2 separate regions of the Mus musculus genome follow, and region 2 is linked to region 1. Evidence: chromatin loops called from intact Hi-C (ENCODE). Cell type or tissue: left cerebral cortex. All regions are shown on one strand. Links, peaks and the distances in the headings refer to the core of each region. The heading gives the core; the rest is flanking DNA.

What was found. Hi-C counts contacts between places; a loop is a spot of excess contacts. Peaks named below come from ENCODE experiments on the same cell type or tissue, not always from the same donor. Only the 100,000 strongest peaks of a DNase experiment are listed, where the experiment ranks them.
Region 2: it touches region 1 in a loop (2.8-fold over the local background); 15 of 42 quality-filtered maps call a loop at or near these places.

The regions. Positions count from the first base shown.
Region 1 is chr12:51,608,029-51,624,172 of GRCm38, reverse strand. It overlaps Strn3 (striatin, calmodulin binding protein 3), which reads left to right. Exons shown (of 18, transcript NM_052973.2): 14 at 830-997; 15 at 2,253-2,393; 16 at 4,252-4,359; 17 at 13,727-13,813; 18 at 13,901-15,632. The coding sequence ends at 14,070. Among named protein-coding and RNA genes, the nearest start is that of Coch, 23 kb to the right of the region's middle. In left cerebral cortex, for the core only: a CTCF peak has its summit at 8,412 (motif pointing right); no DNase peak of the experiment used is centred there.
Region 2 is chr12:51,393,798-51,409,941 of GRCm38, reverse strand. It overlaps Scfd1 (Sec1 family domain containing 1), which reads right to left. Exons shown (of 25, transcript NM_029825.3): 7 at 16,032-16,121; 8 at 13,207-13,262; 9 at 12,164-12,249; 10 at 9,844-9,943. It overlaps Gm40422 (a long non-coding RNA gene), which reads left to right. Exons shown (of 6, transcript XR_872746.2): 2 at 4,336-4,469; 3 at 11,151-11,187. It also overlaps the pseudogene Gm6147. Among named protein-coding and RNA genes, the nearest start is that of Gm40422, 9.4 kb to the left of the region's middle. In left cerebral cortex, for the core only: CTCF peaks have their summits at 5,551 (motif pointing left) and 7,707 (motif pointing left); a DNase peak (open chromatin) is centred at 7,697.

The sequences.
Region 1 (16,144 bases), core at 5,281-13,280:
CACAAATCCCATTCTGTACATTTTCATATATATATATATATATATATATATATATATATATATATATATGCATATTTGCACTAATCCACTGGATTTGTGGTCACCTAGGACATTAGAAAAGTAAAGAATGGTTGGAAGGAGAGTGACTAGCAGGTAATAATAAAGTATCCTGAAAGTTGCTAGACATGCCAGGGCACCTTTAATCCTAACACTCAGGAGGCGTTGGTAGGCAGATCTCTAGTTCAAGGACAGTCTGGTCTACAGAGTAAGTTCCAGCATAGCCAGTACTTCACAGAGAAACCATGTTTTAAAAACCATAATAAATAAACAAGTCAGTAAATAAATTAACTAAATAAAAATTAAAGTATCATGAAATTCAGCACGGTGAGAATTGCAGTTCCTTACCATTATGCCCTTTAAGTGAGTAGTATAGTTATGTAAATTATATCCATATGTCTGATTTATTTTACACACAATTTATAGAAATTGTGAAAATGCAATAATATTGTTGGAATAAATGATATCATTCATAATTCCATACTTAGAAATATTCACTACCTGTGCTTTGGTTTGTCTTCTTGGGGTTTTATATTTTGTTTTGTTTTTTTGTTTTGAGACAGAGTCTTACTATCTAGCCCTGGTTGGCCTTGGGCTCTTTATGTAGACCAGGCTGGCATATACAACACAGAGATCTGCTTCCCAGGTGCTAGGATAAAAGTCATATGCTACTATGCCTGGCTTTATGTGTATTTTTATATTTAATTATATGTTAAGTTATATATTATTTTTCAGACTTCTTCCAATTCATGTTTTATTTGTTTCTTCACAGAGTCAAACGTTCTAGCTGGCACTTTAGTTGCTCATACAGATGCAGTCTGGGGTCTTGCCTATAGTGGCATAAAAAACCAATTACTCTCTTGCTCAGCAGATGGCACTATTAGGTTATGGAACCCACAAGAAAAGCTGCCATGTGTTTGCACTTACAATGGAGACAAGGGTAAGCCAAATTTGCCTTTACCGGGAGCAGTGTGTTTTGTTTTTGTTTAAAATTTGTCACTTATGTTTCTTGTGTATGTCACATGATTGCAGGTGCCCAGAGAGTCTAGACAGAACTGTAGGATCCCCTGTAGCTAGAGTTATAGACAGGCAGTTGTGAGCTACCTGACAAGTGCTAGGAACAAAGTCTAAGTAGCAAGCAAGCAGTCTTAACTGCTGTGCTCAAAAAGCCACTAGTTAATATATATAATATATATAATTTATATGTATTTTAAAAATACACGTGTATCTGTGTGTGTGTGTGTGTGTGTGTGTGTGTACCCGTGTGTACGTACCCATGTGGATCATAGGGGTGGGACTCAGATTGTCAGGCTTGATTTAAAGGGCCTCCTGTACCTACCTGTTGAGCCATCTTGCTGTCCCAAGATTTCTTTTAAAAACTGGAAAATGAAGAGGACAAAGTAATTATTTCTTTATTAATTCAAATAGAAATATTTAAAGAATTTTATAAAACTCACCATGATCTTTTTACTTAATCCTGTTTTACTGGAAGTGCCTTGCAGATGTGTACAGCGTATCTCAGTGTTTCTTGGCATTTTCCAGAATATGTTCTAATTTTAATGTAAACATATTTGCATTAAACACTAAGGTAGACAAATGATACTACTTACAGGGTCTATGGGCTCATACTCTCATCCCCAATATGCCTGCCTGCCTGCCTAACTGTGTCTTACTGTGTGGCCTGTCTGACCTAGAACTTTATAGATTGGGTTGTACAGAAACTCACTGAGACTGCCTCCCTAGTGCTAGGGTTAAAGTCATCTGCTACCATGCCCAGTCTCAGGCTTCGTGTTTATAGATTCAGAATTTGACGTGTAGACTTGTATTAACTTCTTGGTAAGGCTTACATATATGACAAGAGTCTCCCCAGAGAATGATATAGGGGAATGCCAGGTTAGGAGATGGGGGTGTTTTGGGGGCATTTTTTTTTGTCTGTTTGTTTTGTTTTTGGTTGGTTGGTTTTCATTAAGAAATGAACTAGTTTCTTTTCTTTACCTTAAAAGAAAATGCATGACAGAATATGTATTACTCCATACTTTTTACGTAGCTGAGACGGGTTTCTTACCACCCTACCCTAACACATTGCTTTCTTTTTCATTATTATTAGAGTGAGTGAATGAGTGTGGGGGGGGGGAGAGAATGAAAATTTATGTACACAGGTAAATATATCTGAATCTATTTTGGGCCCCTTACAGAACATGGAATACCTACATCAGTTGATTTTATAGGCTGTGATCCAGCCCATATGGTTACGTCTTTCAACACTGGTAGTGCGGTAATTTATGATTTAGAAACATCACAGTCATTAGTGATGCTTTCCTCACAGGTAGATTCTGGTAAGTTTTGAATTTTGAAATTTCTTTTACAAGATTATTATTACATGAAGGAGGATGGTATTTTAGCTAATTTTCATATGACTATGAATTGAAGTTAGAAAACAATTTGTTATACTCATTGTACATCATTTGTACTGTTTTCTCAAAGAGTAGGTATCTAGAAACAAAAATGTAACTTGAAAATGAAAGCAAAGGAAATATTTTGATCTGGAAATATATGTGCGCCAAGCATAGTGGCACATACCTTTAGTCCCACCACTTAGGTGGCAGAAGCTGGCAGGTCTTTGTGAGTTTGAGGTCAACCAGATATATCTATCTATTGAGTTCTAGGACAGCCAGGCCTATATCGAGAAACCCTGTTTCCAAGAAGAAGAAAAAATGCTAGGAACCTGATAGAGTCATTACCTATTTTCAGAAGTTATCTACAAACAGCATTCCAAGAGTTGCACAAGATAAGATGTATGTTATGTCTTTAAAGAATCCGTAGATTCTGGAGTTTTGGTTAAGTCTAAGTCTGTTTACCTACAAGTTGCGTTTTAAGTTGAAGAGCTTTGGGAGTTTATCAAGTTTCCCATTGGAGGTTTTGCTGATTGCGTTCCTATGGTGGTATTTTTATAGGGCTCCTCTTAACTCACATATACCATACACACACAATCTGTTGTTTATCTTTTTGTAATTTATCTGTCATTTCATTAACTGTGGAAAATTGGCTTTTCTTGTTCTTTCCCTGTTTAACTAAAATACCCAGAAATTTTCTTTTGTCAGTTCTCAAAATATTTTTAATTTTATATAAAAATGTATTTGCTTTTCAGTTCATTGAATGTGTTCCCTTCACTACACTGTTTGGATGATACCAGTTTAGCCAGTGGGAGCTTATTATTCAGGTTGGCTCCTAAGTCTCTGACATGGTTCTGATATCTTTGTTGCTTTCTCAGGACAGCAAAACAATGTAAGCCCATCTGGCTCACTTTGTAACTCAGGCCTGAGTTCATCCACTTCCCTAAAAAACTGGTTGGTGTTAATAGGAGTGGCAACATTCTCATTGCTAACCTATCAGCCTCACCCTTCTGGTCTTTCTGGCTTCAGGAGTGTTCACTGTTTGGCCTCTTTTTTTTTTTTTTTTTTTAAATAAATAGACTTAGGAAACATGTTTTTGTTGTTGTTGTTAATGTAAAAGACTTGTGGTTCAAACTCAGATTTATCTTGGTTCTCACAGAATCCTCATCTTGTCATTCTCATTTGATACATCCTGTGAGTCTCACACAGCTGTCAATTGTCACCTCCAGCAGCTCAACTGTAGTCTGTACCTAGCTTATATTCCCCTGTGGACGTGTGCTCATAGCCACTGCATTTTATGGTACTTGAAATATTTTTCTTTTGAGATTATACCACCAGTTCACTGGATTAAGTTTACTGCTTTTTAAAATATGGATTGTTTCATAGTTATGTGAAATGTTTGCATGTTTGGCCAGATCTTGGGTTATATTCGAGGCGAAAGGGTTGTTTTGTCCTTGAACTCATTCTTGCCTTATCCTACCAAGCACTACAATTATAAACTCAGTCCAAGTTATGGTGACTGTCCTTCCTGGTGTCCTTTCAGCCCTGTCTTCCTTCTCCAGGTCTGGATAAGATAAGTGGGTTCTTAAATGTAATATCTGAGGGTTCTGAACAGGGATTCAGAGTCAATAAGAGTAAAGAACTGTTACTCACTTTCTGCTTGAAGGTTTGAATTATAGATCAGTTTTGTGCTAAAGATTCAGCCCAGGTCCTGACATAGACCAGACTACTAAGCTGTTATTAATATAGCTTTAACCCGGGTAGTTTGTATTTTAAAGTACCGTGTTCCTTCATTTTTCAGGTTTACAATCTAGTAATCACATTAACAGAGTAGTAAGTCACCCTACACTTCCTGTTACAATAACTGCTCATGAAGACAGACACATCAAGTTTTTTGACAATAAAACGGGTAAGACTGTTGATTTGAGATTATTGAAAATACCGTTCTTTTATATAAAGCATGTTGTCTTTTGGTTTATAAAGTAATCAAGTTAAACTTTACTGAGGTGCTGGGGGTTCATGAAGTGCTTAATCACCCCCCACAGGTCTGCACTCCTCTGCTAAGCCAATGCTGCAACTCAGTTTTACTTTACTTAATATAGCACTCTGAAATGTCCCAAGTTTCATTTTTGACTTTATATAATTCTTTGCCTAACTAATACCATTTTCATTGGATATACATTCTTTCATTTGAATACTTTTCATATTATGTTTTAATACACCAAAAATATATAACTTACTGGCATTTCAAGTATGTTCTTAAAAACTTTCTGAGTGGATCAAATGCTGGTGTAGTAGGTATATTTGTTGAATAGCTTATAGTTGAATCATAGATGTACACACAGTTTTTAACTTGTTTCATGTGCATTGGTGTTTCAGTTTTTAACTTCTAAAAATTTATTGTGTGTATGATTTATGTAATTGGAAGCATGGGTGTCAATCTGGAAGTCATAGAAGGACTTTGTGTTCTGGCCTTCATTTTTATAGGACGTATGCATCAAATTCAGTCCGTCAGGCTTGTGTATCAAACGCCTTACCTGCTGAGCCACTGCACTGGTCCAGTGTATTTATTTTTAAGGACTGCTTTTCCTGTTACCATGTGAAATGTTACATACGATACTGTCTTTTGGGTGCTGAAGAGAAGATTCAGTAGCTAAAGCTGGTAGTGCCCTTATGAAGAGTCCAAGTCTGTTCTATATATAGTATAGGTCTGTTCACAACAGTATGTAACATGGAACTCCAGCTTCAGAGGAGCCAATACTTCTGACACCCACTCCCCTTTGCAGGCATTGCCCCCCCCCCCAAGTCTTTTTTAAAGAAAGACCGTCTTTCAGGAAGTCTGACAAAGTGGCCTATTTTCCTACTTTGAGAAACTTTCTTGAGAGAAACTTTGATTTTTTATTTTTTTTTTTTTAAGGGGATGTGTTAGTACTGTTACTGTGCAGAGATACCATGACCAAGGCAACTAACTAAGAGAGAGGCGGGGAGGGAGGGAGATTGATTGATTGGGTCTGCTAACTAAGCATTCAAATGCAGGAGCCTATGTGGGCCTAAGTCAGAATACCCCAGGAGGTGAGCAAGCTGTGTCTCTGCAGCCTTTCTTTTCTTGGGATGGGGTGGGGGGGGGGGTGGTGGTGGTGGTGGAGAAATCAGTTAGTGAGTTGATAAGATTTTATACCCCAAAAAAATAGAGTTCAGGTTTTGAGGATGTAGTTTAGTGGGTATGTGTCAGTTTAACATGCACAGACCCCTGGATTCAGTCCTCAGCATGACAAAAACTGAACATAATGGTTCATCCTTGTCATCCCATCACTCTTGAGGAGGAGGTGGAGGTGGGAGGATCAGAGCTGAAGATCAGAGGCTGGAGAGATGGCTCAGTGTTGAAGTGCGCTTAGTGCTCCTGCAGAGAACCTGAGTTGTAGTCCCCCCATGTGCATGGTGGGTCAGAGCTGTCTATAACTTCAGTTCTAGAGAATTGGGTAGCCTCTCTGACGCCTGTGGTCTCTTGTATGCACATGGTGCGCAAATACTAGGCATTATGCATACACATTTCAAAAACATTTTATTAAACTTTAAAATAATTCTTGAGTAGATAGCCAATTCAAAGCTAGTATGAGATACAGTAGACCCAGTCCTAAAACCAACCAAACAACACATTGTTTCTAAATTCTACCAATTTATTCTTTCTGTTTACAAGTCTAAAATCTTGTTTGTACAATAGGCCCCACGCATTAAACAGTTCTTGAAAATTAATCTTCTAAGACCACATGCACATCTAGTTACAGCGCTACATTAAACAGTTAAAATATCTCCATATACTGTGTTTTCAGAGACAATTGGTTATTCATTTAAATATTGTCACATAGCCTATTCCCATAACTGGTGTTTCTCATTAGCTAAAATAACATTTTATAAAATGTATGGTAAATTTGTGGTGGAATTGTTTTAAAAAATCTGAAATACGGTCAGGTATGATGGAACATGCCTCCTATAATGCTGGCACTCAAGAGGCAGAGGCAGGTGGGTCTCTGTGAATTTGAGGTCAGCCTGGTCTACAGATCATAACTCGGACAGCCTGACACAGAGAAACCCTGTCTCTAAATTAAAAGAAAGAAAGAAAGAAAGAAAGAGAGAGAGAGAGAGAGAGATCTGAAAAAATACTATAAATAGCTTCAATAAGTAATGAGCAAGTGCTGTGGTGCAGGCTTCTAATCCCTGCACATAGGGTGCTGAGGCAGAATGATCCGAGAGTTCCAGGCCATTCCAGAATATAAAGGGGGACCTTGTCCCACCCTCCCCCCATATTTGAATAAATAATTTTAACTGTAAAAATATATTTAGAATTTTATAATGTACTTGATATCTTCATGGAAAGATGTTGCATTCCTGGGAGCTTACTGTTGTCTGAGAGCACTATATGTATGCATAAAATAAGTCCTGCTACATAGAGTGTTAAGCTTTTACTTTAAGAAAAAGTAAGTTCTGGATATTTTGTTTTGGTTGTTTTATTTTTTAGGTTTTATTTTATTTGTAATTTTGAGTGTGTGTGTGTGTGTGTGTGTGTGTGTGTGTGTGTGTGTGTGTGTGTTTGTGCATGTGGATGCCAGAAGAGACACCTAATGCAAGTGCTGGGAATTGAACTTCAGTTACATGCTTTTAAACACAGTGCTATCTTCCTCCAGCCCTTCAATTTCTACTTTTCTTTTCTACAGACATCTTCCAGTTCTGTGGGTGTTTTGTTACTATTTTTATTTATAATTTTTAGTAAGCTGGTCTGTGGTGGCACACACCTTTAATCCCAGTACTTTGGAATCAGGCAGATCTCTATGAGTTCAAGACTAGCCTAGTCTACAGAGAGATTTTCAGGACAGCCTGGGCTACCCTGAGAAATTATGCCTCAAAAGACCATATTAGCCTGAGGCTATGAAGTAAAAGTGTCTCTCCCCAAAAAATTATTTGATTTTTAACACGTCAATTTACTTTGGATGCTGATAATTAATTACCTGGTATCTTATTTAGGGTTTACATTCTGTGACAAAACACCATGACCCAAAAGGATGTTGGGAAGGAAAAGGTTTGTTTGGCTTACATTTCCAGATCATAATCCATCGTCATTGGAGGAAGTCAGTACAGGAACTCAAGCAGAGCTGGAACCTAGAGGCAGGACCTGATGCAGAGGCCATGGAGGGTGCTGCTTACTGGCTTGCTTTCCCTGGTTTGCTCATTCTGCATTCTTATAGAACACAGGACCAGCAGCCCAGGTACCACCCACAATGGGCTGGGCCATTCCCCATTGATCACTAATGGAGAAAATGCCCTTTAGCTGGATCCCATGGAGGCATGTCTTCAACTGAGGCCCTCTCTCTGATGACTCTAGCTTATGTCAAACGAATGATACCTTAACTCAAAGTAATAAAAGAAAAAAGTGTTGGAAGGATAGCTTAGTGTGTCCAAGAACTAGAGTGGCATGTGTGGGCCCTAAGTCCAGTCATCAGTACTGCAGAAATAATAAAATTTTGGTAAAGACAATATTTTGAGTTCCCACTACTGTGCCTGTATGATTCTAGGAAAGGGTATTATATGAGTGAGAACTGAGGAGAAACTAGAGGAGGAAAGGGCCTAAATTGATTGGGAACTTGTTTGTGCCACAACATTTGTCTGCCATATTTTTTCCTTTTTATTTTTTTTTCTTTTATTTTTTTATTTTTTTTTTAAAGATTTATTTATTATTATATGTAAGTACACTGTAGCTGTCTTCAGACACACCAGAAGAAGGAGTCAGATCTTGTTACGGATGGTTGTGAGCCACCATGTGGTTGCTGGGATTTGAACTCCGGACCTTCGGAAGAGCAGTCGGGTGCTCTTACCCACTGAGACATCTCACCAGCCCCTTTCTTTTATTTTTAAACTTATTTATTTTATGTATGTGAGTACACCGTTGCTATATTCAGACACCCCAGAAGAGGGCATTAGTTCCCATTACAGATGGTTGTGAACTACCTTGTGGTTGCTGGGAATTGAACTCAGGACCTCTGGAAGAGCAGTCAGTGCTTTTAACCACTGAGCCATCTCTCTAGCCCACATTTTCTTTCCTTTTAAAATATTTTATTTTATTCTGGGCAATGGTGGTGCACACCCTCAATCCTAGCTCTTGGGAGGTAGGGGCAGGTAGATCTCTGAGGTTGTAACTGAATGAGTTCCAGCACAGTCAGGACCCCACAAAGGCCTTTTGTCTTGAAAAGCAAACAAACCAACCAAAAAGTGTTATTTTACATGTATGAGTGTTTGCTTGGCCGTATGTGTATCACGTGTGTATTTGGTGACCAGAGACCTCAGAAGAAGCCATTGGATTTCTTGTAACTGTTGTTACGAATGGTTCTCAACCACCATGGAGGCGCTGCGAACCAAACCTGGGTCCTCTACAAAAATAAGTGCCCTTAATAACACTGAGCCAGCTCTAGTCTAAGTATCTGCCCTATTCTTGATACAATAGGTTTTGGGTGAACAGAGCAAAACAAAGGGTTCTTAGAATGTTGTTTTATTGTTTATTCTTTGTGAAGTGTTGTTCTATTTTATTTACATATATTCAGTTATACATTAAATTTATTTTATGTGTATGGGTATTTTGGCTGTGGAGGTCAAAAGAGGCTGTCAGATCATCTGGAATTGGCCTGTTGGTACTGGAAACCAAACCTAGGTTGTCACCCACAAGAGCAAGAAGTGTTCTTTGATCCCTGAGCCAGCACTTACTCTGGCTCATTTGTAATTGTAATAACTCTAGATTTATTATAAAAGACATGTGTCATCTTTTTAAAAAATATTATTTATTTAATGTATCTGAGTACACTGTAGCTGTATTCAGACACACTGAAGAGGGGCATGGGATTCCATTACAGATGGTTGTGAGCCACCATGTGGTTGCTGAGGATTGAACTCAGGACCTCTGGAAGACCGCTGAGCCATCTCTCCAGCCCCAATATGTCAACTTTTTATTTTGTTGGGGAGGGGGCAGATGCTGGAAAATGAACCCAGTGCTTAGCACATAATAGTCAATGTGCTGAATTACTGAACTACATTTTAGTAGGAATCTGTTCATCTTAATGGAATAGGGTGTTACTAAAAGAATGGAACCATAAAAAAGTTGGTTAAATGAGAGAAACTGCAAGTATGTATTAGTGAAAATGGGATCATAGTTACCGGAAGAGGTCTGAAATGTTATGATCATCATTAGAGGACCAGCATCTCACTTGATCCAGCATTGTATCCCTCTATTCATAGTCTGTCTGGTGGATTAATCACAGTCTCAAGTGACTATACATAATATGGAAAAGACTTAATTAAATTAAGATATTGGGCAGTAGTCTGTGGGGAGATGGCTCTGTGTGTAATAGCTTTTACTCTGCAATCTTGAGGATCTGAGGTCAAGTTTCTAGCATCCATATAAAAAACTTAGCCCAAAATTCATTAAGAAATTAATTTTAGAAGTTTCTGATACCTGAATAACAGAACATTCACTTAATTTTTTTTTCCAAGACACGGTTTCTCTGTGTGTAGCTTTGTCTGTCCTGGAAGTGTTTGTGCTAACCAGGCTATCCTCAAGCTCACAGAGTTCCATCTGCCTCTGCCTCCCAAGTGCTGGGATTAAAGGCATGCAGTGTTGTACACCGCCCAATTGTTAAAATATATATTTGTGTATGTGGGTATATGTGTGTAAAGGCAAGAAGACAACTTGCAAGAGTTGGGTTTCCTTCCTGAACTCAATCCCATGTTGTTATTCTTGGTGTCAAGTGCCTCTCTGGGTCTTGATGACTGCAGAATGAATCAATTTATGGTGTTGCTTTTTCTTCTTCAAATTACATGTTGCCAGTGCAGGATACTCTTTCCCTCAAAGACTTTGTACTGCACTATATCCACAGCCTGTTTTAAATTTCAACTTGGTGAGTTGCCACAGAGGCTAAGAGTCCTTGAGCCTCTTGGAAAGGATCGGAGCTTGATTCCCAACACCCATGAAGCTCACAACCATCTGTAAGACTAGTTCCCCGGCTTCCCTCTTCTGACATTGGCAGACACCAGGAGTACATACATATATGCAGTCAAAACATACACATAAGATTAATCTTTTTCCATTTATTTATTAATACTGATCGCTGTCCCTCTCCCCCTATCCTTTCCTCTTTCTCTTTTCCTCTGAGAGGGTGGAGGCCCACCTTGGGTATCCACCTACCCTGGCACATCAAGTCTCTGCTGGGCTAGGCGCACCCTCTTCCACTAAGGCCATACAAGGCAGCCCAGTTAGGAGAATGAATTTCACAAATAGGCAACGACTTTAGGGACAGCCCCTACTCTAGTTGTTGGGGACCACATGAAGACCAAGCTGCACATGTGTTACATTTGTGCAGGGGATCTAGGTCCTGCCCATGTATACAGATGCCTTTTAGTTGGTGGTTCAGTCTCTGAGAGCTCCCAAGGGCTCGTTAGTTGATTCTGTTGGACTTCCTGTGCTGTTCCTGTCCACTTCTGGGTCCTTAATCCTTCCCCCTGCTTTTCCATAAATGTCCCTGAGCTCCATCCAATGTTTGGCTGTGGGTGTCTGTTTTAGTCAGCTGCTGGATGGAGCAAGCATACTATGCAAGCATAATACTGCATACATTAATACTGTCTGTCAGGGATTACTGCTTGCTCCCATGGGATGGGTCTCAAGATGGGCCAGTTATTGGTTGACTATCCCCTCAGTCTCTGCTCCATCCCCTGTCCCTGTATTTCTTGTAGACTGTAGCTGTATCCAATTAACGCTGTCCAGTTCCATCCCTGTGGTGGAAACAGTGCTTCCCGCTGCCCCCCTCCCCCACCCCCGTGTTCTGGGTTCCCAATTGAAAGACACATTCACACAGCTTTTATATTTGTATATGCCTTAAACAGCTCAATGGCTGGACCACTCCCTAACCTCCACATGTCTAATCCACTCTCCAATATTCCCAGGTTATTACTAAATCCTCAATCTTGGCTGCTCCAGACCTAGACGTGCTACGTTCCCTGGCACCTACATGATGGCTATGTTCTCTGTCCTGCATCTCTCAGGGGTGGCCTCTTGGTTTTACTTCTCCAGGCATGGCAGAACTCTCTTTCCTCCTCCTCGGAACCTTGCCCAGGACGTCCTGCCTCTGTGCCCAGTCATTGCCCTCTGGCAACTTTATTTACTAATCAGAACCAACTGGGGTCAGAGTCCATCTTTCTTACACATGTAAACACTGCAAACAGGTTTAGGGGAAACCTAAATAGCACGAGAATCCAAGCTACAGTAGAGAGGACAAATTTTGTGTTGAAAGTTTTTTGGATTGTTGGTCTCCTTATCCCTCCACTGGGAGTCCTCCCTGTTTATAGGAGGTAGCCATAACCCCAATGTAGGAGTTTAAGGTCAACCCCTATGACTTCTGGGAGCCTCCCCCCAGGTCTCTGGCATGTCCTAGAAATGTTCCCCACCCTGTCAGCTGCATATTTCCTTGTATTCTCCTGGCCCTTGTTTTTAATAGCTGAATAGTATTTTACATTGTATACATGAACCACATTATCTGTATTGATTCTTTGGTTGAGGGACATTGGAAATAACTCAGGCTATTTGCAGTTTCTGGGTATTACAAACAAAGTTGCTATGAACATAGTGGCACATCTTTTGGGTATGTGCCCAGGAATAATACTAGGTATCATTAGAACCAGGTAGAACTATTTCCACAATTTTCTGAGAAACCACTGGATTGATTGACAGAATGGTTTTATCAGTTTGTACTCCCACCAACAATGGAGAAGTGTTCCTCTTGCTCCACATCTTCTCCAGCATGTTCTGTCGCTTGAGGTTTTGATCTTAGCCATTCTGATGGGTGTAAGATGGAATTTCAGGGTCAGTTTTCTCTGTATTTCCTTTTAAGTGCTTCTTAACCATTGGAGATTCCTCTGTTGGGAATTCTCTGTTTTAGCTCTGTACCCCATTTTTCAATTGGGTTGTTTGGTTTGTTAGAGTCTAACTTCATGAGTCCTTTATATAGTTTGGATATTATCCCTCTGTCTGATGTAAAGTTAGTGAAGATCTTTTCCCAGTCTGCCGTTTTTTTTTTTTTTCTTCTTGATAATTTCCTTAAATTTAAACTTGCAAACACACACACACACACACACACACACACACACACACACACACACACAAATAAGTGAATCTTTATTGTGTAGTGGATTTTATAGTAAAACACTATACAATATTCAACCCAGGAAAGGAACCCAGGACAGACCAAAATATGATTGTGTCTAAATCTTACTTGGTGAACCAAAAAGGTCTTAACTGGGGTTCCTACCTAAGGGTCTGGATGGGTGGGAGCTCAGTCCTAATTGGTGAACTGTAAAGGTCTTACTGAGGTTTGCTAACAGGAGGATGCATCGGTGAGAGCTACTTACAGAATAGATTTAAAAACAAAAACCAGCTGCAATAGGGAAAGGCCCACCCCAGTGTGAGTAAGGGTGGAGCTCTCTTGCACAACTTGGAGGTAGGTTTGCAGATGCGAGAAATCTCTAAAAAGAGTTGTTTACTGCTTCTAAAAAACTTAAGGGCTGGAGAAATGGCTCAGTGGCTAAGAAGCACATACTATTCTTATGGAAACGGTCTCAGTACCCACATCAGGCAGTTCCAGCTTCAGGAAGCCAACACCTATGACTTCTGGCACATACGTAGACACACATACAGCACATTTACGTCAATTAAAATTTAATTAAAAAAAAAGGTGGGGCAGGATTTCCTGAGTCTTCCAAGTTTTTACTTTTCTCAGATATGTAACCTACTTACTGTTTATGCTCTGACTCCAGTGAGCATCCTTTCCCCCGCCCCTACCTGTAGAGGAATGCTTCATTTAGGAGCAGAGTCTTTTAAAAATAACTAATGGTAAAAATTTTCTTTAGTCTATTAGTATGGTAGATGCATCTTGAAAAATATGTGCAAGAAGCCAGACACAAAAGCCACATATTCAGAATCTAGTGTAAAGCATCTAGAATTGGACAGTTTCTAGAGAGGGCCATTGTTGCTAGGGATTGGGGAAAGATTATATACTTGGAACAAGATTTTCTTTCACAGTGATGGGCTCGGAAGTAGTAGTGGTTGCTCACTGTGAATTGTGTGCTCCCAAATAATTAAATACTAACTTGTATGTTGTGAATACTTTCCAAAACTTAAAAAAAATACTGTGATGGTGATTGTTTTATGTTGCCTCTCAGCATTAATCTTCTGCTATGTTTTATAGGTAAAATGATCCATTCTATGGTAGCTCATTTGGATGCTGTTACAAGTTTAGCAGTAGATCCCAATGGAATCTATTTGATGTCTGGAAGTAAGTTTGAACTTCAGTACACCCTACAAACTTTATAAAAGAATTGCTCCTTAGTAACAAGCTTCCCCCCCCCCCCTTCTTTTACAGGCCATGACTGTTCCATTAGACTATGGAATTTGGACAGTAAGACATGTGTACAAGAAATAACAGCTCATAGGAAGAAATTGGATGAGTCAATTTATGATGTTGCTTTCCATCCATCAAAGGCATATATCGCCAGTGCAGGAGCTGATGCTCTTGCCAAAGTATTTGTGTGAACCAACATAGACTCGCATCTTAGAAAAAAAAGATTTACTTGGTCAGAAAGGGGGTCTGCATCACTGCCATCATGAAGGTTCCTGACATGACACTACATGTGATCTGCCTGGTGATTGGGGCAGGCAGAAATTGGGAATCACATCCTAATGTCAGGTTTATTAGTTTAAGTGTAATTAACTGTATTTTGTGGGACAGAAAGAAAAAGGACTCCAGTATCTGTGCCCTATACTGGATATGAACTGAGCGGTTTTTGTTTTTGTTTTTTAAGGTGTTTAAGCCAATGTGGAGTCTGCTCTTAGGGGGAAGGACTTTTTGTTGGACTCTGTGTGCTGCCTTAGGGTTAGGAATGTGGTGCTCTGGTGGGGAAGCAAGCTCCAAGAGTAGCTTTGTTCATCTCTTAGTGATCTTATGTTCATCAGTGAATGCCACAGATTCCCTTTTAAAGTTATTTTGCTTTAAAAAAAAAAAAAGAAAAAAGAAAAAAGAAAGAAAAGAAAATTTAACTTAAAATATTTTAGCATTAGTTGCACAAAATGTTTGGATAAAATTCTAGTTTTTATAAGTCTTTTTATATATTTAGCCTGTCACAACAGTGCTCAAGATCATATTGATGTTTTTTCTGCATTATACAACCCTAAAACACAGAGATCTCACTAACCTGCCACCTATAACCACTTTCTTTCCTCCTTTTACCTAATACAGCTCAGCTAAGTCCTTCATAAAGATGATAAACCAATCACCTTTGTCTACATGTCTTCATGAACCAAGGACTATTAAGTGTATTAAAACAAAGCTGTGGAGTTTAGTACTCCAAAGGAACTCTTTAAAAACTAATCTTGACATCCTATCACTATGTGATATTTTGTACATCTTACTGTATTTACAAGTTTATTTATCAAGGATTATCCATCTTGCTAATAGCCTATTATTTATTTTACTTTTTGTTGGTCTTTATATCCTTTTATTAATGTGCTAAAGGAACCTGTATATCTATTTTGGAACTCTTTGAAAAGTCTAAAATAGACTAAAAATGGAATATTTTATAGTTAAGTTACAAACCAAGATGTTTCTCCCCAAGATTCTTGATTTACCATGATTCCAAAACAAATGAACTAGTTAGAAAATTGGAGAATATTTTATTACCATTACAAATAAGATATTAAAAAAAAGTTGAATCAGGACACAGAAGTCTGCTGGATTTGGACTCACAGTCTCCCTGTTTTACTTTTTAGATGTGCTTACTTTTATGGTGTAACTGAAGATTTTCTTTGTGTAATGCATGATTAAGACAATAAAGTATTTTTTCTAGTCTTCCAAAAGCCTTTTCTGATCAGTTTGCGAGTTTTGATGAGTTTTGTAAGGTTTTTGTTTTACAGACTATGAATCAGCAGATTTTTAAGATTGTACCCCAGAGCAAACATAGAGCTGTTGAAAAATAATGTATATAAAATACATATAATAAATATTAAATTGTGTACCTGTATGTTGCTCTTGGCCACATTATTTCGTGTTGAATAATAAAGTGCAATACTCTCCACAATTAAACTAGGAAATGAAGGTGCTTTCTTAGTGGAGTCCTTCATTTTTATGCTATTCTTTTTGGTTTTTCAAGACAGGGTTTCTCTGTATAGCCCTGGCTGTCCTGGAACTCACTCTGTAGACCAGGCTAGCCTTGAACTCGGAAATCCGCCTGCCTCTGCCTCCCAAGTGCTGGGTATGCTATTCTTTTCATACGTTGTTGTACTTAATGAGATTCTAGTAAGGTTACAGCAGAAACACTATTAAGAATACTTTTCAGAGTAATTTTGTACCACCAGGGGGTAGCTTTTAAGCTATTAAAATATGGCACCCACTGTCATCCTCACCCCCCAGATTTCACAGATGCAATATTTTCAGTAATCTGCTTAGATATCTTATTACTGTAAAATCTGAGTTTTACTTAATAGAAAGTAGTGTTGTCTTGTTTAGGTATACCTGTTTCCACAGACATGTTTATTAGCAAAGAATAAACTGTGTCATTTACTAGTAGAAAGTTGCACTTATAAAGTTAAAAGTTAGCTATTTGAAAGAAAA
Region 2 (16,144 bases), core at 4,407-12,406, 210 kb after region 1:
TCAACAAAACAGCCGCAATTTTTTTTTTTTTGCAATTACAGAGTGGTATTCAGTTAACAGAACAACAATTATCTTCGTATAAGCTGTATCAGAGACAACTGAAGATGAAAAAAATAAAACCCAAGAATAAAACCAAAAGAAAAAAAACAAAAACAAAAAACCAAACTACTGTCCCCATATATAACTAATTTGTGCTGTGCACCAACAAGAACCTGCTTTAAATTTCCATGCCAATTTACAACCCCCAGACTGTACCAGGCAAGGTTAGTGGCTATTGAAAATACCACCAGGACAGGGCTATCTAAAGGCACATTCGGTAGTGTGTTAACTATACAAAAAAAGACACTGTACAGTTTAAAAACAAATCTTGCACAGCCTTACATTTCAATTTTTTTCTTTAAAAGGAGTGAGTTGTGTACAGGGGGGTTAAATGCTTTATAGACAAGAAAAAAAAAACTGCGCTAGAACCAACTTATTCATCATCTTCTTCATCATCTTCATCTTCCTCCTCTTCCTCATCCTCATCATCTTCCTCCTCCTTCTTTTTCTTGCTCTTTTCAGCCTTGACCACCCCCTTTTTCGCTGCATCAGGTTTTCCTTTAGCTCTGTAGGCAGCAATATCCTTCTCATACTTCTCCTTCAGCTTGGCAGCCTTCTTCTCATAGGGCTGCTTGTCATCTGCTGCAGGGTTGTTCCACATCTCTCCTAGTTTCTTTGCAATATCACCAATGGAGAAGCCAGGATGCTCGCCTTTGATTTTGGGGTGGTACTCAGAACAGAACAAGAAGAAGGCCGAAGGAGGCCTCTTGGGTGCATTGGGGTCCTTGAACTTCTTTTTGGTCTCCCCTTTGGGGGGGGGGGATGTAGGTTTTCATTTCTCTTTCATAACGAGCCTTGTCAGCCTTTGCCATATCTTCGAATCTCCCCTTTTCTTTAGCAGACATGGTCTTCCACCTCTCTGAGCACTTCTTGGAGAACTCTGAGAAGTTGACAGAAGCATCCGGGTGCTTTTTCTTGTGCTCCTCCCGGCAGGTTTGCACAAAGAATGCATTTGAGGACATTTTGCCTCTTGGCTTCTTAGGATCTCCTTTGCCCATGTTTAGTTGATTTTCCTCCGCGAGGCACAGAGTCGCCCAGTGCCCGTCCGGCTTGCGCTTGCCCTGGCGCTGTCTCTATGGAGCTCAATGTACTGCAATGGCTGTGAGAGCGGGAGCCAGGCGCAGCCTCCTCACTCTCTCCGCTCTGTGCTTTCTCACTTTTATAAAACTGATCCTTTACCACAGTTTATTGAAGCATCATTTCCTTTCTAATATTAAAAAAATGTGTAAAATATACAGATGCCTAAACTGCTAGACTAGAGAAACATGCCTACTTTCTCTCAAAATGAATTACAGAATCAATGAAGCAGCCTTCTCTTACTGCTACATGAAGTCCATTATCATAGAAGAGCTTGCTTGTGTGGAGAAGGTGCTATTCTTGGGACTGCATCCATTAGTTATCTTTATCATAACAGTTAGAAAAATTAATACAACTTGCATTTCAAAGAAGAAACGAGCAAACCATAAAGAGTTGACTTCGGTGCCCAAGGATCTATAGAAAGTAGCAGAAACAGGATGAGATTGTGTTTCTTTGGCGGCGCTGTACACAAGTATTGTGCTAACTTTACCATACTGCGCAGCTACTCAGAATCAAATTCTTTAGTATAGATAAAGGCTAGTGAGAGCGACAATAAATGTCCAGTGTGACAAAGACGAATAAACTGTTGGCCAAGTAATCCTAGCACTCAGGATTTCTTTGAGTTCAAGGCTAGCCTAGTTTCTGAGTTCTAGAATAGCTAGGGCTATACATAGAAATCCTGTCTCAAAAAAAAGAAATAAACTTATATTTAACCTCTAATATATTTCTTAAAACTCTGCATCACAGTTCAAGTGACTAGTGACTGGTGACAGGTGACTAGTGACTGGTTTAGCTACTTCTCAAAATATCCCATTTTAATATCTAATCTTCACTTTGCACAAAAGCCACCCATATAGGAGTAAAATAAAAAATAGCACAATCATGAAAGCACTTTAAACAGTGAACAGACACTGAGAGTTGTATCTGAGAAGCCTGGCTTTTAAAAGTTACCTAGGAAAACAAAAGGCATAGACGGGAAGCATCTTTAAACTGCTAAGCTTTACTAACGGATTTCTAGTGATTTCCATGGTGTTGACACAGCTCCTTCAAATACAAGTCACTTGTTAGGAACCTGCTGCTGTAAAAACAGGACAGCATATTATTACTAAGTATTGACAAGAGTACTCAAAACACAAAATAATCAAGGAATGAAAGGTGCCAGGAGTACTGAGAAATAACATAATAGCAGAAAGACCATTCCCACTGTCTATATAATAGCAAAGCAAATAAAAAAGTTAATTTTGATCTCAAAAACTGGGAAGCTAGAGCAATTTGTGCTCTGTTCAATCATATAAAAGAAACAACACTCGGACACCCATAAAAAACAACACAAATGGTTTATAACACAACAGAAGTTACACTGTTGCCACTGACAGATGGGAAAGGATGAACAATGGGGCCTCAAATGACCAGATAGAAATGAAGCCCACAGGGAAGCGCTAAAACCAGTGCCTTCAGCAATCTTGTTCTCCTCCCACAAGCTAAGGCAAATCTATCTGGACAGCCAAAGGCAGCTCATGTGAGTGAACGCTACTGGAACAGCAGATGACACCTACTTAGGCTCAGCTAAGATGTATGTATATTCATACGTGACAAAGCAAAGCAGAATAGAAATAATTCTCATTTGGGCAAGAATTTGCAACCTTTTTAATTTCAAGTGCTGTTATGGTAATCACTGAACAGCTAGTTTATTGAATATGTACTCAGGAGCCAAAAGTAAAGTGTCAATAACCAAAGTTTTCATACTGATGACAGCAGCTCCCACTAAATGATCCTTATATTAACCAATGATAAGGAAATACACACAGGAAGTGAAAACACAAACTTCTGGGTAATGATGGAAGGAGACACAACACAGGTACGCAAGGTACCACGTACGAGTTCTCTAGTCTCTCAAGGATCTGCTTCTATCCTGGCCCTGCCCATTCAGGACTGAAGAAATGCATGGCCCTGAGCTCAACTCTTCTAGAGCAAAGCTCATCTGAGAGTTAAGTAGTGTGGGGTCTGCAGGACCATCAGTGAGAAAGGAGACAGGGAAAAGTGCGATAATTTGCATCCAGAGTTGGCAAATGATTGTCCTGCAAATCATAATTATTTCTTTCAAATAAGGTTTATTAGTTAAATAAAGACTAAGTTTCACCAGGCCGTGGAGGTGCACACCTTTAATCCCAGCAGAGGCAGGTGGATTTCTGAGTTTGAGGCCAGCCTGGTCTACAGAGTGAGTTCCAGGACAGCCAGGACTACATAGAGAAACCATGTCAAACAAACAAACAAAACAAAACAAAACAAAACAAAAGACTAAGTTTCTTCATTTTTTTCCAAAGGCAGTAAAAAGAGAAGAGATGCCTTCCATAAAACGAATCAACAGGCAAACATATCAGGTTTTTAGTCAAATGGCAACATCTACAACAGCTTTCACTGATTTTCTGACAAATTAAAACATTATCTTAAAAAGATCTTCAAAGGTCTTTCCCAAAACTAATTCCAATGAAGGTAAGTTTTAGACACTAAGTTCTAAGTAAAAGGCAGTTTGCACATTTGCACAGTTGCGAATACCCCAGAGGCAGCTGCAGCTATGTGACCTAGAGAGACAATGCCTTTAACAACAGTCATGAAACAGTGCAGCTAAGGCCCTGCACTCTATTTCTGAGAACTCAATTATGCATAAATATTTAGCAATCTTCTATCTCAAGAAGCATGCTACCTACAGAGCTTGGTAAGAGCCCACAAGTTGGCATGTAGGGGTGGTCCTGATACTAAGGCCCTTTTCCCTAATTGTTTTTTTATCTAGCAGTGAAGATGCCACAGGCCAGTCGCTAGGCAGAAGCAATAGGTAGGCCTTCCAGGTCCCTGCAAGCAGGCTGACAAGGAGAGGAGAGGACAAAGAGTTCGCCATGCTTGCGAGGGAGAAAAGCCAAGCAGCTATGTGAGATCTCGGGCACAGTGACCACAGGCTGCTTCTACTACAGGTGGGAGGATCTTAGGCAGAAATCAGGGAAGCTGGACGATTGCTATGGGGCACCATGAGAGGACTGTGGTACTAGGAAGGGAAGCCAAGGTCTCACCCATTCTAACTACCCACAACCACATATTTTGATTCTGCTTTTATTTGAAATGTGTCTTAAATGAAATGTAGCCCACACTGTTTTGCTTTGCCAGAGTGATCTGAGTGTAAGAACTGAGATGGCCTCATCATCCTGCATCTCTGTGTGGATATGAACAGAGCTCCCCGACCATTCAGACGGAACAAGGAGCAGACACCACCGGAATGAAGAGGTTTTAATCCAACTACGGTGTGAATGTTGATTAGACTGCTAAGCATGATCTATTTTATTTTAGTTCAGAACCCAAGGAATCCTCTGTCAGCAATGTTTCTAAAAAGCTTGCTCACTTTTATTTAGAGAGTTCTTTACAACCCTAAGATCTGTGAACTGGATAGAATCTATGCTATGGATCTAATTATAAAAACACTATGAATTAATATAGTCATATTTATGAAGGAGGAATATAAAATATTAATGTTATAAATTGATTGTGTGTTGAGCTAAAATTCACATTATTAGATTATTAAATATTATTAAGATAAATTTCATCTGCTCCTTTTTATCTTTTTAGTGTGACTACAAGAAAAAAAATCCAAATTTACATTGGCAGATGATAATACACTGATTATAAAGTACTGCTTTAGAACCACAAAACTTTGGTCAACAGTGACAAGTGGGGAGAGGAAATGAACCCAGAAAACCACCACAAAGGGTACAATGAGATAAGCATGACGGCTCAAGCCTGGAATCCCAGCACTTTGGAGGCTGAGGCAGGAGGACTGCTGTGAGTGCTCTAGCAGGGCTACAAAGGAAGACCAGGTCTCAAAAGATGGATAGAAAATGGTCACGAAGCAATTAGGATGTGAAGGGACACAGCACAGGAGTTACCATCAGTTCTGGTGTGTGAAAGGTACAGGAGACTCCTGAGCGTTGGAGGACAGAGCTCAGTGAGAGAAAAGCTGCCAAGCTGAAACCTGTGCACTGCTGAGCAAGGGCAAGCGCTCTCGCCTGGTGGACAGCCACATCTGCCCGCCCAAGGCTGAGGCACACTGAAAGCCCCTCACTGTCTAATCATTTACTGGTTCTTATATTCTCAAAAACGGAGAAGGATGTTGCAAAGTTTTTTTGTCTGAAGAGTATATTTTCCATTTAAATTTAAAAACTAACCATTTTGACAAACAGAAAAGCTGTCTCAATTATCATAGTTGTTTCCAAGATCTAATACAGAAATAATTATCAATGGTTTAGATGTTTCAGGCCAACATAAATGATATTTAAAAAAAAAAAATTCAAACATCAACCTTGTTACTAAAGTAGACGTTTTACTCCATCTTGTGGGGACAAAGGGTATTAATTATGAAGACTTCTAAGAACTGCAAATTCCAAAGTAAGTAGCTTAAAAAAACAATCAGTAAGTAAGGGTCCCTACAGCTCTGTTAGGTTCCATTGGGTCTCCCTTATCCTTCTCTGTTGTGCCGTTTCTTCCTTTGCTGCCTCCCTTCAGACACTAGCAGGTCCCAGGGGAGCTTTTGCTGGTCCCTGGGCTCCCATCATGGCTGGGGCACAGCAGCTTAACTCTCAGGGCGGGGCTCTCCTCCTCTCCTCTCCTCAGCTCTCCTCTGCACACCGTCAAGCTTTACAGCCACAATCCCCAGAGGTTTTCCTTTTAAATTAATAAAACCATCCTTGAGCTTAAAAAATAAATAATGGCACAGTTATAATCTGCAGTAAGGGCAGGAGGGCCGCAGTGAGGCGAGTCCCAGATCAGCCTTGGCTATGATATGAGAACCTGTCTCAAAAAACTCAACAACAAATAAAAATTTTAAAAACTACATTAAAACTAGCAGAAGAAGATCACCAGAGCTTGTGGGTTTATTATAACCAGCCTCTGTGAGGCTGAAAACTGTCATATGAAGATGAATCAAAGGAAAAATACCTTAGCCTTCACTCACTCCTCTCTGCCTCTAGCTCTAAAGTGACTTTGGGAGCCACCAGGTTTGCTTTGTCCTAAGCTTTCAGTACTTAAATAACAACACAGAGTGTGTTCTAACTTGACCGAGTGGGTGATGAGTGAGTCTACTGAGCAGCATGAAAACTTCCATTCCTCACTCTGATCTCATTGCAAGAGGCCCATGTGAGCCTTGGTCAGTTTTATGGTCGTTTTCTGACCAGGACTCAGCATTAATCTTTTCTTTTCTTTCTTTCTTTCTTTTTTTTTTTTTTTTTTTTTTTTTTTTGGAGACAGGGTTTCTCTGTATAGCCCTGGCTGTCCTGGACCTCACTTTGTAGACCAAGCTGGTCTCGAACTCAGAAACATGCCTGCCTCTGCCTTCCGAGTGCTGGGATTAAAGGCATGCACCACCACGCCCGGTGCATTAATCTTTTCTGTTGAAATTATGTACATATATGCCTTCCTTCCTATACATAAAAGATTTTCTATGTCTTTCTTCCCATATGTACAGGATTTTATATTTCAATGTCCCACATCTAAGAGAGTCAAGGAGCCCAATAATGCTTTTAATGTAGCAATTAGAAAGGATCCTAGCCCAGTGGTGGTGGCACATGCCTTTAAGCAGAGGTGACAGTCAGGACTACAAGAAAAACTGTCTCAGAAAGAAAGAGAGAAAGAAAGAAAGAAAGAAAGAAAGAAAGAAAGAAAGAAAGAAAGAAAGAAAGAAAGGCAGGCAGGCAGGCAGGCAGGCAGGCAGGCAGGCAGAAGAGAAGAGAAGAGAAGAGAAGAGAAGAGAAGAGAAGAGAAGAGAAGAGAAGAGAAGAGAAGAGAAGAGGAGGGAGGACCCCAAGATATCTCAGTGCTCTGGATAGCTCCCACACCAGCACAGACAGGAGAGATGGTCCCTAAGTGGCATGCTTTTACTCAGACCCTTAGACCCCAGGGTCCCTCAGCACAGCTGGAGGGCTACTGACAAAGCATGACTCGAGGCCTCTGAGATGCTCAACATGCCCACTCTGTATGTTTCTCCCCAGCCACCAGATCTCATCTCCCATTTGAACCCAGGTCTGAAAATCCTGCTGTTAAAATCTCTGAAACTCAGTCATTGAGAAAAGCCAGTTTGAGTATCTCTCTAAACATCTGTGGGTATTGTTCCCTAATTGAACTCCAAAGGGCTACCTCTTTCCACATGAGATCATTTTCTTTTACCTTCACACAGCTCTGGACCTGGGACTGTCTTCTTTTTTGCTATCTCCAAACTGGCTTACCCCTCCTCCCTAAACCTATACCAGTGCTGAAACTCACTTCAGTAGGCAGTAACTAATAACTGTTCTCCATCAGAGGCAAATATTACCCCGTTCTACCTCTTTTCCCCAGCATACATTCGGTGTGGTGGAAAGAACATTTGAGGATTGATCAAGGTCAAGGATGTTGACAAATTATCTTAGAATGTCCATGAGGCCCGCACAACAAAGAATGGTCCAAATGTTAAAGCTACGGTCTCATATGACTCACTGTTGCTCCCTGCTGGGCAGTCTTATCTCCTACATCATTAAATGTTTTCTTGGTCATTACCATTGGTTCACAAAAATGTGGTAATTTCTCTCATTTTTCTGGACCTCACATTATCCTTCCAGCAATCACTCTCCTTTCCTAACTCTCTAGGCAGGAAAAAAAAAGAAAGTTTTTTTTTCTTCGCATTCTGCCTTAAACTCATTTCAATCTGTTATGACACGTGACATGAGCCCATGTACTGTACTATATTGCTTCCTATGTCCTATGTAACCTTGCTTCCTTCTCCCTGACTCCCATGCTACCTCACTGTGGCTAGTGTGCTACCCTTACATTCTTTAAACACACCCAAACCTTTCTACCTAGAGTATTCTGTCCCCAGTTGGCTGCATTTTACAAGTGAGGTCTCTCTGGTTTTAAAATCTCAGTCCTGGTCATCAGCATTTTACTGTAGAGTGCTTTTTTTTTTTTTTTTTAACCTTCTGAAGGCTTTGTTTCCTTTGTATATTGCCTGTCTCTTCTTCCTAGAAAGCAGCTTCAGGGAGACAGCAGTACTTGTGTCTTTTTATCGTTGCTAAAGCCTAGGTTCAAACTATCCATTCATTCATTCTACAGTTCTGCTTTCAGGCTTATTTCTGGGGCTCTCTTTGGTTCCTTTTGCTTCTGTACTGAGAGGATATTCACTCGTATTTCCTTGACATTCTTCTTAGAGTCCTAGCATAGGATTCTATGTATGCAGTGGAATTAACAGTTTCTTCCAGCAGCCCTGAATGTGATTTACTTAAGTAAATGCTTTAAAACATCTTGGCTTTAAAAAGATGCACTGTTAAATAGTTATCTGCTGTGATCTGCCTATTTCCTTCTCATATGACACTGTATATAATCTTTGTAATGATATTGTAGTCCTAGAAGTCAATCAACTAGAATGCTTGTTTCAGAGTCAGGGTTCTGGGTTCAGAGTCTTTGAACTCTCTCTCAGGCAGGGTCTCACCTGAGCTAAGAGAACCTCAGGGTTATCTTCCTGCTACAGCTTCCAGAGTCTCAGGGTTATCTTCCTGCTACAGCTTCCAGAACCTCAGGGTTATCTTCCTGCTACAGCTTCCAGAACCTCAGGGTTATCTTCCTGCTACAGCTTCCAGAGTCTCAGGGATATCTTCCTGCTACAGCTTCCAGAGTCTCAGGGTTATCTTCCTGCTACAGCTTCCAGAGTCTCAGGGATATCTTCCTGCTACAGCTTCCAGAGTCTCAGGGTTATCTTCCTGCTACAGCTTCCAGAGTCTCAGGGTTATCTTCCTGCTACAGCTTCCAGAGTCTCAGGGATATCTTCCTGCTACAGCTTCCAGAGTCTCAGGGTTATCTTCCTGCTACAGCTTCCAGAGTCTCAGGGTTATCTTCCTGCTACAGCTTCCAGAGTCTCAGGGTTATCTTCCTGCTACAGCTTCCAGAGTCTCAGGGTTATCTTCCTGCTACAGCTTCCAGAGTCTCAGGGTTATCTTCCTGCTACAGCTTCCAGCGTGTTGGGATTACTAAAATGAGCCACTATGCTTGGGAAATTCTCTTGCTTGTCAGTTTTTCTGTCTATAAAATGGAGACTACTGTGACGTCACTGTTGTTTTTAAAGAAATGACTGTGGCATATGCTTTCTTTTCATTGCCTTTGCAGGTTGGGCTGTGCTTTATTTCCACACATTACAAAGTAAACAGGTAGCTTATGAGTATGAACATAGACAGACATATTTTTAAGCACGTAATTAAAACTACTTCAGAAAACATTAGATAACAGTAAAATACTGTTCCTTTTTTACAATTAAATGAAGTTTATCTGAATCCTAGAGAAAAGGAAGAAATTAGTTTTGCTCTCTAAGGGAAATGATTTCAATTTTTAAATTTTACTTACTTATCATGAAAAAAAATATGGCTGCTTATTTCCTTCATTGCTTCCTTCCCATAACTGCCAATAATGCCGCTAATTACCCTTTATTTAAAGATCATAAGTTCACAACTACAGACTTCTCGAGCACCTATATCGCTAGTATTTTATCCATATTTTTCTGTTTTATTCCTCTTAACTTTGTGCCTATAGCCACTCTGTTAGTTTAAACTTAAGATAACTACTGAATTTATCACAGTTCAATAAGAAGTGCTATATTTACTCTCTTACCAGCACATCGTGTACCAGCGCTTGGTATGTCCACGTATGGTGTAAAGGCGTTGCCAGGTCAATGTTTCTGTCAACAAGGACTAATAAAGGCCTTTGGAAGCTGCAATGCATGCCAAAACATTATATAAATGTCACAGCAATGTACACATTCAAAACTTCCTAGTACTGTCCAGTGTATTTTGATATGAATAGCTGATATTAAAGCTGTATAACAACATTTCTACTACAGTCAGCTATGATCATGAATGAATACTTAATACTAGATTTTAAGTTTCAAAAGAATTTCTTAAAGGAAGAGATCTATAGAAATACATTTATAGAATAATTTTTATAGTCAAAGAAATTGCTCCTCTGATATAAAGTTCAGATTTTTTGAAAAAACAAAAAAGGAATAGGTATTGCCCAATTTGAGGAAAACAGTAGAATCACATAAATTTACCCAAATGTTTCATAGTTCCATACTCTAAAATTACATTTTTCCTACAAATATAAACACAAATTCAAAAAGGAGCTTTGTAAGGAGGGCATCAAAAAACTCCATCCCCTTATGATATGAAAAAATGAAGACACTTGTCACAGCACTCACTTAGTGGACAGGGGCTATGTCGTTTCATGAACTATTTGATTCCATCATCACAATTAGGTCAAGAGCAACATGGAGGCACAGAGTCTGCCTGCCAGGTGTTTCCAAGTGCTAGTGGTGTCCTCTAGAGGCATCCTGTTGTGCAGTGCACACTGCTTTCACAAGGCTTGTAACCTGGTCACGTTAGCTATACAGGTCTCCTCCTGTGCAAGGACCACATTAGTTCCTCTTTACCCCACAGGCAAAGGTCACTGACTCAAGGCTAAATGTCAGTGATAACACCACTTCCACTGCAGTTTTATTATCCCAGAGTACATGGAAAGGGAGGAAGATGGCTTATGGCAGGGTTTCTTAACGTAATAGTGGCACTACTAACATCTGAGGCTATGTAATTTGCTCATTATGGTTTGTCCTGTGCATGGTAAGTTTAGCACTACAAGATGCTTCTAGATATGCTATAATACACACCACTAGATTCAAGAAGCATACACCTGGTTAAGACTATTAAACATGGCATGTCTGTGGGCAGCGGAATCAAGATGGTTGATAACCACTAGTCTATGGCTGGATTTAAACATATTTAACACCTATCCAACAAATTGCTAATTAAAATAACTTGAAAAACATTCAATAAATTATGATAAAATGTTATATTATTATGATGAGATCAAAAATTTAAAGTTTATCCAACTAAATAAAACAGTGCCCCTTTATTGGTTCCTAGGGTACACGATTCAGCATGGTAAAAAGGAGACTACCAGGTAAGGTCTGAAAACCAATCAGCGAGAAGTGAGGTTCCCCCTTAATGAGAAATAATATTAATGAAAGCAGAGGAGGGCATACGATGATGTGAGAGTTGGTATGGCCAAATAGCTAAACACAAATCCATCGTGAGCTCCACAGACAGGAGCAGTTCATAGTTAAGAAGCCCTCAAAGTTAGAGTATATGAATAAGTAAATGTTATTTCTATACATAATTTCTGTCCCCACGGGCTTTATTAATTAATCAAAACTGTAGGTAAGAAGTCACTTTACAAAACTCTCTCCTCTTGATAACTCTTAGACATTTCGGTGAGTTTATTTCTTTATGTCAATAGTTTTTACTTCTGTTAAGAGTCAAAATTCAGGCCAGGTGGCACTGGCACATGCTTTTAATCCCACCATGTGGGAAGCAGAGGTGGGCAAATCTCAAGGACAGCCTGGTCTACAAAGCGAGTTCTAGGACAGCCAGGGCTACAAAACAAAAAGAAATAAAAACAAAAGAAAACAAACAAAATCAAAATGCACTCTACTATTCATGTTTTTAAAACATATTCCTACTTGATAGAAATTGAGCAGTCAGTATCTTTGGCATTACTTGCTTATGCTAAATGACAGAGATAGCCTGCGAGTTATTAGTATCTCAATGTAAAAATGGGAACAACGCATTCCCATTTATCACCAAGAAGATTACTGATAGCTGAAAAGAAATTGCTTTGAACCTTGAAAGCCATGCAAATGAAAAGCATTGAATAGATGGAAACATAGAGACATTTCTACCAGAAGAAGGTAATTTCTATATGCTGTCTATGTATGCTTCACTTAAGTCAAAACCTTGACTCTAATATCAGATCGAAAAGTAAGAAACACTTCTCTCACGATAAAGTATTTTTATCATACAAGGAAAACAAAACAAAAACTCTTATTTTATTTTCAATTACATTAGCTCATGTTTGTACTCAAGAGGCAAATAAATACCTGAACTGGCCAGTTCCAAGTGGATCACCGGTGAAAAGGCTGTTTCTTGCATCTCTTAGATTTTCCCGAAGTTTTTTATCTAGTTTCTGAAAATCAAATTTTAGATGAACTGTTAATACTTTCTTATTAACGTTATGTAGGTGACTCAATGTGTCTTAGTTATATAATCAAGAAGTCTGGACTTTCTTTACAAAGTGGTAATTCTAAAACCTAAATATTTTAGGGTTTTATTTATCTCAATACCATTGTAACTTGTATTAAGGAAATCAATTTTAAAAACGTGTTTCCATCCCGGTATCAGCAATGAACACTTTCAGTGTGACTAAGCTTCTCTTAAGCATGACTGAAATAAAGAAGGCTCATCTGGATGGGCGAGAATAAAGAAAGAGCCGAGTAGAGCACGCTCAGATCAGAGATGGAGCAGACGAGGACGTCAGCCTCCACCAGGGCTCACTCGGGCAGCTGAGCCCACACAGCTGTGCATTACACTGTCTTTCTGCGCCATGGATACTTATTTTTTTTTAAAGTAATTCTTTGGTTTTCCTAATCCCCCTTTTAATATTTTTTGGTTGTGTTTTTTTGTTTTTTGAAGACAGGTTTTCTCTGTAGCCCTGGCTGTCCTGGAACTCACTGTGTAGACCAGGCTGGCCTCGAACTCAGAAATCTGCCTGCCTCTGCCTCCCGAGTGCTAGAATTAAAGGCGTGCACCACCACTGCCTGGTCCCACCTTTTTAATCTTTAAAGAAAATTCTCTTTAATTCAACATGAACATTTAAAATGTGTATTGTTAATAAACACTTGCTAATAAAAAGAAGAATATGGAATAATTTGGGGGAAGGTAAGTATAAAATATGTAAAAGTGCATGCCACAAAGTGCAGTGAAGATCGAGACAAGCACATGGAACTGACAATTTTACTCTACTGCAGAGACATTCACAAAGACGGCCTCCTATCATAGGTACTGCACGTACAACCCGAGTAGCCAGAGTCCTTGTGAGAGAGCACCTCATACAGCAGTGTTTGTACTCAGAGGCAAAACTCACCACTGCCACCATTTCTGCCGCCGTTCCTCTTGAGCATCGGATGATGGGAACAGCACCTATTTAACAATAAGTGTTAGCAATGACCACAGCTCTGAGCTAAAACGTATACTTTGGCAGATGTCAGGATGCATAGATTTCATGCTAGACACAAAAGGACTTAAACATCTCAAGAGTGAAAACAAGGGTTGGAAATTCACCTCTCCTTAAGCAATAGACAGCCAAAGAGGAATCCTTTTACATGGAGCTGATCAGTGGGACTAATATTTTCAGGGATGGACTACATCAGCATTCGGACTTCCTCATGAAGTTCAAAGGATAGCTTTCCCCTCTAGTCACAGCATTTACTTTATTTGGTTCAAAATGAAAGAATAAAAAGAGCTTAGGACTACAACAGTTTGCGACTACTTTAAAAAATAATTTAACAGTAAATGACTGTAATCCTTTTGTAAACCCAACTTAAACGGTACCAGCAAGCATAGCCTTCACTAATGTTAGACTCCTAAATGCCTCTTTCCACAATCACATCAACTCACTGGACCTCCTAATATCTTTCTTTATGATACAGTAAATGATTTATCAAAGGCTGAACCGTCAGACAGAGAAGCGTGAAGCACGCTAATAATGAACGACCATGCTTGTGCAGCGGTCACGGCGCTTGCCTTCCCAGAGGAAGGTGTACTCACTTTCAAGTGAAAATGTACAATACTATTAATCTTTAAAAGCCTTCTTCTGATGGCCTACATTATGTGTGCTTGTTATAACAACCCCAGGCCTTGGGAAAGTTGAGATAAGAAACTGAAAGCGTTCAAGACCAGCTCTAGGCTGCACTACACATGAGATCCTGTCCCTCAAAAGAATGCCCAACCAAAAGCAGCAGAAGGGAAAATACACAGACGTAGACAGCCACCTGGGCTACAAGACTACAAACCCAGCCAGAAGCAGCTTGGAATGACAGACATTCAAGATGAGCTCAAGCTACACAGGAAGACTCTGACTCTGAAAACCAACAGCAACAACAACAAACCGATGACATCATCAGACTGTTTTCTACCTACTGCCATAGTATGTGTAAGGAAAACACTGAATATCATTTTTGTACATCTTTGGTCTAATCTCCTGCTAAAGTGTAATTACTACTATTCCTATGACTATGACTTCTGCTAGGGACAATGACAACTCTCACGCATGCCATAGGCATAAGGACAGGTAAAAGGCAGGAGAGCATAGGACGGCAGACAGAGGGCAGCATGTCTGTTTGTGACTGTAGGTTATCCACCTGCAGTGCTCTCAGCAGTGAGGACAGCAAACACAAAGGCTGGAGAGGCAGCACTGCACTCAGTGCTCACCCAGCACAGCCCTGGGCTCAGCCCATCAGCCAACCAACACCCGAATCCACTGGAGAGTAGTGAGAACACAGGCAAAAACTAGATGGAGGTAAGACTCTTGAAAAAATGGAGACACCTAGCAACAGAGAAATAACAGATAGAAAATAAGGGGTCAGAAACCAAAGATCTAAGTTTGGGGTTAAGATGTAAAATTGGGGAAGGAACCTGGGGCCAGCGAGATGGCTCAGCCAGTAAGAGCACTGACTGCTCTTCTGAAGGTCCTGAGTTCAAATCCCAGCAAACACATGGTGGCTCACAACCACTCGTAATGAGATCTGAACCCTCTTCTGGTGCGTCAGAAGACAGCTACAGTGTACTTATGTATAATAATAAATAAGTCTTTGGGCCAGAGCGAGCAGGACTGAGCAAGCGGGCTGATGGGAGCAAGCAGGGCCAACCAGAGCGAGCTAGGTTGACCGGAGTGAGCAGAGGCCTTAAATTCAATTCTCAACAACCACATGAAGGCTCACAACCATCTGTACAGCTACAGTATATTCACATATATAAAATGAATAAATAAATCTGAAAAGGGAGGAACCCAAGAATTTGTATGAATTTTCCTCATATATCTAAGCCCCATATATGGTTCAAATGGTTTCTCTTTTATTTCTACTTGTGAAAGAGTTTATTAGTATTTATTAATAGAGGTTATTAATCTGTGAGGGTTACCTTAACCAAGAGGTTTTAGGTATGTGTAAAATCTAAATTGCAATTACTTTTCTGTAAAGATCTATGACTAAAGTATAAAACCATGTATAAGATAGTAAATTCAATGTAACCGAAATAACTACAGATAATTCAGTGAAACGTTAAACTTGAAGAGATGATGCACGTTAAGTTCAGTGTTTTCTGGAAGCTCTTGCATTTGCCTTAAAAACTACTATGCACAGACCTTTCTACTCAGAAGTATGATTGAAAGCTTTTATGACGGAAACTAAAGACAGCTAGAAAATAGTCAACAACAGGCTGGAACCATCGACAAACCACTTCAACTCTACATTAAGGAGCTGTTATCTAACTCCCCCTGTTATCTAAGGCATTAGTTAACTCTCAAAAGGTCTGCTGAGCTGGGTATGGTGATGTGTATCTGTCATCTCAGCACTTGGGAGCCCAGGAGAACTCACCTAAAAAGACAAAACAAATCTGAATGCTATCTCACATGGAACAGCTGTATGTTGTTACTATGATTATTTTATTTTAATATTATGGAATGCGTGCTTTATCTCAACTTTAGAGAACCCCTCTATATTCAGACAGGTTAGAACAATATTGTAGCCAGATATCATAGCACATATCTTTAGCACTTGGGAGGCAGGCTCATCTCTGTGAGTTCAAGGCCAGCCAGTAAGACTGTCTTTAAAAAAAAAATGAGAGTGTATAACATGTCAAATGAGTTGTTAATTAGTTTCTTTGAAGGAGCAGATAGGTTTAAAAGCTTACCTAATGTAACAAAAAAGCAGAAGAGGCTGTCCACAATAGTGTCCATAACAGTTTCCATCTCTGTGTCTGTGATGTCTGGCCTGTTAATGGCTAAGACAAAGAGGAAAAACAAG